Regions from separate parts of the Mus musculus genome. Here region 2 is linked to region 1. Evidence: chromatin contacts called from ENCODE Hi-C or POLR2A ChIA-PET data. All regions are on one chromosome and are shown on one strand. Each heading gives the region's core, a stretch centred on a gene start or an enhancer-like site at or near the end of the contact. The rest is flanking DNA. Distances are from core to core; before and after follow the strand shown. Region 1 overlaps Prag1 (PEAK1 related kinase activating pseudokinase 1). Region 2 overlaps Gm38414 (predicted gene, 38414).

Region 1 (3,287 bases), core at 264-2,763:
AACCAGGTTTATGCAGATATGGCCAGCCAGGTGATTCCCACAGTTCCATGTGAGTTCCAGAGAGAGGGGCTGCCTGAAGACTGGAATGTGGGGCAGGGGGTTGTAAGTAAGGGGAGCCAGTGCACACCTAAGGGTGGAAGGCTTGAAGGAGAAAGGAAAGCATTCCTCTCTGCCTGGACAGGGAGAAAGGAAGGAAGTGCTGGGCACTTTGGTGACCAGGAGAAGATGAATTTCATTTGAAAAATGAATCTATAAGGGGAAGGGGTAGTATATTGACCAAAATGGTGTACCTCTTTGTATAGGTGTGTGTGTATGTGTGTGTGTGTGTGTGTGTGTGTGTGTAGGTGGGGAGGGTTGTATTGTGAGGGTGTGGTTAGATGGAGATGGGGAGTGCATTGTGCAGACCAGGGGTCAGTACTGGGAACCTTCCTCTATTACTTTATTATTATTATTATTATTACTACTACTATTATTATTAATTATTATTACTTCGAGTCAGAGTTTCTTACTGAACCTGGGGCCTAGCTGCATTAGTTACATGTCTGTTGTTATGTTAAAACACCATGACCAAGGCAACCTAGAGAAAAAAGGGATTTATTTTAGCTTACGGTCCCATAAGGGTAGAGTCCATAGTGGCTGGTTTGGAAGCATGGGGCAGCGGGCCACAGGCGTGATGGCAGGAGTGGGCAGTGGAGGACTCTTATCTCGAAGCACAAGCATGCAGCAGAGAAAGCTAACTGGAAATGGCCTGCCTCCAGTGACATACTTCTGCAAACAAGGCCACACCTTCTAAACCTTTCCAAACCGCTTCACCCTCTGAGGATCAAGTGTTTATCTACGTTAGCGGGTCAGGGGGCATCTCTCAATAGAAGCACTGGCTTAACCATTCGCCTAGATCAGTGGTTCTCAACCTTCCTAAGGCTGCAATCCGTTAATACATTACTTAGTTTATATATTACTCCTTATGTTGTGGTGACCCCCCCACCATAAAACTATTAGGTTGCTAATTCATAACTATAATTTTGCTGCCGTCATGAATCATAATGTAAATATCTGATATGCCCCGAGGGGGGTTGTGACCTACAGAGAAAACCACTGAGTTAGGTGGTCTTCAAGCTCTGGAATCCACCTGCTTCCATTTGCCACTGCCCAGCATGGGGTTATAGACATATACCAGCCTACCCGACTTCTACCCTCTGGTGTTTTCTAATGTGTTTGTAGATATTAGAGGAGAATATTTCAAAATGAGCATGCCAAAGAAAGCCTGTGATTTGTTCTTCTGTCCCGTGCAAGTGACAGAAATATGGCAAGCAAGATAAAGAATCCCTGTGGGCACTCGGTGTAGGAGTCTGCATTCAGCTGTCGCAATGATAACATTGTTCTAGAAAGAGTCTGAGCCAGAATTGCAAGACGTTCTAACGTAACGACGTGGCTTGTGTTCTCCCTAAAATAGCTTGAGAAATATTTTCCTACCATTTGCAGGTTTGTCGAAGCACAGGGGTTATGCCGATCCCATTCATGGTTGCATCCTCCAGCAACACCCAGCACAGAGCAGGCAACGTGTGTGTGTGTGTGTGTGTGTGTGTGTGTGTGTTGTCAGGGATCTTAGAAATGCTACTGCAGATAGACAGCAAGGAGAATGTGTTGCAATTAACTCGGACATCTGAAAGAAACTCCAAAAGGGGTGTTTCTATCTACCAAGCAAATCTGAATGACTTAATTAATTTTCAGAGAGGGGGGGGCCTTAGTACTAGAAAGTAAGTAGAGAAACGTAATGTATTTTTAGAGCCGGCCAAAAAAGACAATTGGTGATTAAAGGCGCGGGTCAGAGGCAGAGCCGTCCCTGCTTTCCTGTGCTCCCTCAGGAAGTGCATTTTATAGAAAAGTCAGAGAGGAACTAAGGGAAGCGGAGCTGGGAGCTGGGGACTCACAGCAGTAGAAGAACGCACTCTGGACCACAGCTGGAGCTCCATGCTACCTGAAGTCACTGGCTGGCTTGAAGTCACTGGCCGGCCTGTCCCGGGGCTTGCCAGGCCACCCTGATGAGGATCACATCTCCGGCTGGGGGTTAGCATGGTAAGAGCTGTGTGTTCACTGGTCATTGAGGCATTAGCCGATGGCTCGAATCTGAAGCCAATGCTGAGTGGTTTTGAAAGGTGCGCAGAAATGTTTAAGAGGCTTCTACTTCTGGGACAGGAATGTTAGTCTTTTATAAGTTCTCTCATTAGGTCTTTGACATGTTATCACTAAACTTAAAGGGAGATGTGATCTATTCTAGCCATTTGGTGGTGTGTTTGTCAAAATTAAAGGAGTTTGCTTCAAACGCCAATACAGGGCTTATTTGTCTTTTCAAATGTGTAGCTACGGAGGCAGGAAGCTCTTGGCTAAGTGTGTAGGAAGTAAACTAAATCCAGCTGGGAGAATGAGTTCGCTTCCTCAGTCACACTGTGTACTGTGCTGTCACCAGGGGCGGCAATATGAAGCTGAAGATACGGCCTCATGCCACACACTGGCACATGGCCTCCGTGAAGGATTGCAGCCATTCTGAAAGCTCTCATTCCGGAGACTCTGAGGGTATTTTTAGATGAGGCCTGTCCCCATGAATGAGGAAGTCTGGCAGATGGCTCTTCCGGCTGATTTTTTTTTTAAGCTTTCTCCCAGCGTAGTGTAGAGATCACTCTTACAAAACTTCGCTCTCTCGGGACAATGGAGGGAAAAGCCATTCTGAAAGCACCCGGTAGCAGCTGCAGAGTGAGATGTGGTTGGGTGCCGTGCCACCGAGTTCTGCGTTTCTACACAGATCTGCCGTGACCTTGCACACAATGGACAGAGGGAGTTGGGAAAGGAAGTCTGAGCAAGAATAGGTCGTGTGTCACAGCACGGAGCAGACATCATGGGGCTTATTTCCCCCACCGAAGAGGAAAGACTAGTGTATGTGGGTTTTGTCCATTGAAGTTACTTCCTTAAGTCATGGGACGACAGATTTCATTTGATAGAGGGTTTGCACCAGCTTGGGGAATCAAAATCAAAACAAATCAAATTATCGTTATTAGTGGAGCCTTGTTATACATGGTTAACCCACGCCTGTTGGCGCTTGGCCTTACATCTGACAGAACACTCTGCTGAGGCTCACAAGCTACCTTTGGGATTTTAAGCTTTTTATTTTTTTTCTCAGAGAGTCTTAAGAAGTCTGTTGCACACACAGACCGAAGAATCAAAACCGTCTTGATTGTAAGACTGGGCTTTGATGGCAAGCTTGCCTTTCATTTTAAAATGTGATGTGGTTT
Region 2 (3,287 bases), core at 200-2,699, 38 kb after region 1:
TTATATTTTAAAATATTTTTTAATATTTCCTGTAACACTAAGCAATGAGAACATAGAAGTGCTGCACCATGCCCAGTTCACACGCTACTTTTATTAGAACCATTTTCGTTTTGTTTTGTTTTGTTTTGTTTTGTTTTGTTTTGTTTTGTTTTTCTAATGATTCTACTAACTTCACGGATGACCTTCCCTCTGGTACCTTGAAGAAACAAAGTTCTCTCTTGGACCGACTCCTCCACCGGAGCCCCTGTTCTGCCACTGTACCTTCTTCCTGTTCTGAGACCCTGTATAGCCTTGTGGGCTGGGTGAGATAGCTCAGCCCTGCCAGCCCCTGTATCAGTCTCTGCTTCTATATTTCCTTACACCCTTGGCAGCAAGCCTGAATTCAAACTGCCTCGATGCCACAGTCAGCTTCCTGAGCATCTCTGCTCTGCCCTCCCCCCCCCCCCCAGGCTTCTCTGTGTTCGACTCCAAGTAGGATGGGAGACCACGTGGTTTCTTTGCCCGGCATGTACGATATGCACAATTTTGCTGCCCACCAAACAGGCTATCTGAACAAAGAGGGGGGGGGGGAGAGAGAGAGAGAGAGAGAGAGAGAGAGAGAGAGATATCCTTGTGCTGTCTAAGCTGTCTGCTTTGTGATCTACACCATGAGATTTTTTTCCGCTGGAAATCTTAGTGTTATTACTATGCTGAACTTGCTGGATGCTCCTGGCTATGCTCAGACTGTCCCAACTCTCCTAAATATAACCATCCTGGTGCCACTAAACCTGGGTGAGTTCAGAATGCAGAACTTTACGCTGAGAGACATGCTGGACCAGACAGAGACAAAACCTTTAAATATTGTCATTTTAAAGGAATATTGTCATTTTAAATGACCGTTCCCAGTTCAAGAAAACAAAACCCATGTATGAGTTTCCCCAGATTTGGATTTGCATTAAAAGACACACTTTTATTTCTCGGCAGTGACTTGTGCTTTCTTTCAGAGCCCCTCACTGTTCGTTTTTACAAAAGGAATTTGGTTTTCTCTGGCTTCCTGGGACTCCCCGTGCCCTTAAACTGCAGTCGGCAGCGGAGTTCAGACTAACTGCTTTCGTTCCCATTTCTGGTCTTCAGGCCTGTCTGTCACAACGAGCTAAACCCAAACAAACCATTCCAGGGGCCCCCATAAAGCCACGTGAGAGCTATGACAGGAAGAGAGTGGTTTCAGAAACTACTTTGAAGGGACCAGAGTAATCTCTTTAGCCCAGAGCCCTGAAGATCCTGTTGCCAGAAGTACGGATATGATAGCTCAATTCCCCCGCACTCAAGCTTCTTCCTCCTCCTCCTCTTGCTTCCAAATAAATAGCTCTCTGGGGCAGTGATGTCTACATCAAAAGCCACTTGTCACTCAGTGGCCTTCCCAGATGGGAAAGTGTTTGTTTTGGCTGAGAATGACAATTTTCTCTGCATCCGGAGGTGGACTCTCTCGCAGGCCTAAGCAGGGTAAGGTTGCAGCTGCCAGTTCTTCCCAGCTGCCATCCCCCAGAAAGGTCAGAGGAAGTAAAGACAATGAAGGCCGGCTTCCCCAGAGCATGCGTGCATAGGCACAAACGCACGAACCTAGAACTGGAGACTCCCAAAACGGAGCAGAACCTGCTGGCTGAGAAGGCCTTTAATCTCATCTCTGGAGTCTAGTTAGCAACATCAGTGCTTGGCAAACTCTGAGATCTTGATAGAGGGTGAGTACACACATGGAGATCAGAGGACAATTTGTGGAGAGCCCTTGCTTGCCCATTTTGTTGCGGCAAGGTCTTGTTTCTGACACAGAGCAGGGTAGTACCCGACTAGCTGGTAGTTCACACGCTTCTAGATGATTCTCTTGTCTGCACCTCCCTTCTTGTTATAGGAGGAATGGGATAATGGATACCTGCCTCTACAATCAAGCTTTTAGGTCAGTTCTAGGAATTGAACTACAAACAACAGTAACAACAGACACCACTCGTGAGGTAAAATATCCAAATCTTAACTGTTTAACCACTTCGTGCATCCAGAAGACTCCTAAGGAAATGTATTTTCATTCATGTTTGTAGAACATGCCAACCCTGGAGGTCGTCATGTCTTGCCTGGAGATCGTCTTGCCAGTCACGCATCACAATGAGATGACTGTCTGATGTTCTCTGAGGCCTTAGCAGTTGTGGCTATTTTGGTTGATAAAGACTGTGGCTTTGTTTAGTTATTAAGAGCTGTAATAATCTTGGCAAGTTTTCTGAAATCCCTTTTGACACCCCTCAGACACTTTCAGTGGGGTACCACATGACCTCAGTATTCTTAGTGCAAAATACATTTGCCCATCCCACAGTTTATGGGTATCTGGATTTGGCAAAATGATTATGATTTCTATGCATTTATGTGACATATTTTCTTTTATTATTATCTTTAATTGAAAATTCCTACCATGTAATCTGATTATGGTTTTCCCTCCCCCATCTCCCGAACCATCTGACTCTCCCCCATCTCTCTCTCCCTCCCTTTGTTTTTCTCTAGAAAACAAACCAGAATAAGGACAGACAGACAGAAATATGGAAGGAAAGAAAAACATTGACAGAACACAAGAAACACACACATACAAACAAAATCCACAAAAACACGGAATCAGAAGATATAATATGCAAGAAAAAGACAACTAAGATAAAAGGTGCCCTAACAAAGCAATATGGAACGAACAAACAAACAAACAACAAATAAAAAATCAAGTTTTGTGTTTGTGTGTTCGCCATCTACTCCTGAGCATGGGGTGGGGGTGCCCTTAAATGTGCCTTATATATCTAGTGAGACTCCATTGAAGAAAATGAATTGTTATCGATCACTTCTGGGTTAGATCCATTTCCCTTCTCACTATTGGACTCTGTCTAGCTTGAAGCTGTGCAGACCCTATGCATGCCTCCATGCATTATTCTGTGTGTCCATGGCTTTTTCCTTTCAACTATCAGGTGACAGTCCATTGTATGAATGCAGCATAGTTTCCAGTGTTCATTCACTTTTTCTTTTTTAAGCTGGTAGACAAAAACAAATTGTGCCCATTACTTGGGTACCGTGAGTTATCTGATACATGTGCATATTGTGCTGGGATCAAATGACATTAAGGAAATGTATCTCATTAAACAGCCATTACTTCCTTATGGAGAAAGCATTTGAAATATTTTCTTGCAGCTTTTTGTTTTTTCCCTTTTGGAATAGTACATTGTATGTAACCTATCATCGATAGCAACAGTTACAGTCCTCATCATCTTTTGATGAACTCTGTGGCT

What was found. A loop is a pair of places that touch in the nucleus more often than their neighbours do. ChIA-PET counts read pairs that join two places held with the same protein, here RNA polymerase II (POLR2A).
Region 2: a loop to region 1 is called in a map of heart, with 2.7 times the contacts of the local background. The contact joins two enhancer-like sites. A Hi-C loop is called at or near these places in 5 of 37 maps with a recorded cell type or tissue (CH12.LX, heart and v-Abl transformed pro-B cells). POLR2A ChIA-PET finds 5 or more read pairs at or near these places in 3 of 5 experiments (Patski and embryonic stem cell).

What each region holds. Positions count from the first base shown.
Region 1 is chr8:36,120,043-36,123,329 of GRCm38, forward strand. The region is part of intron 3 of Prag1 (PEAK1 related kinase activating pseudokinase 1); the gene reads left to right. Among named protein-coding and RNA genes, the nearest start is that of Prag1, 27 kb to the left of the region's middle. Within about 2 kb of position 1,514, at least 1 of the 3 ENCODE cell types and tissues checked has a DNase peak (open chromatin) inside an H3K27ac peak, as active enhancers do; it is heart, where a contact is called at or near this core.
Region 2 is chr8:36,157,862-36,161,148 of GRCm38, forward strand. It overlaps Gm38414 (predicted gene, 38414), which reads left to right. Exons shown (of 4, transcript NR_151736.1): 3 at 1,886-1,985; 4 at 2,070-3,173. Among named protein-coding and RNA genes, the nearest start is that of Gm38414, 3.5 kb to the left of the region's middle. Within about 2 kb of position 1,450, at least 1 of the 3 ENCODE cell types and tissues checked has a DNase peak (open chromatin) inside an H3K27ac peak, as active enhancers do; it is heart, where a contact is called at or near this core.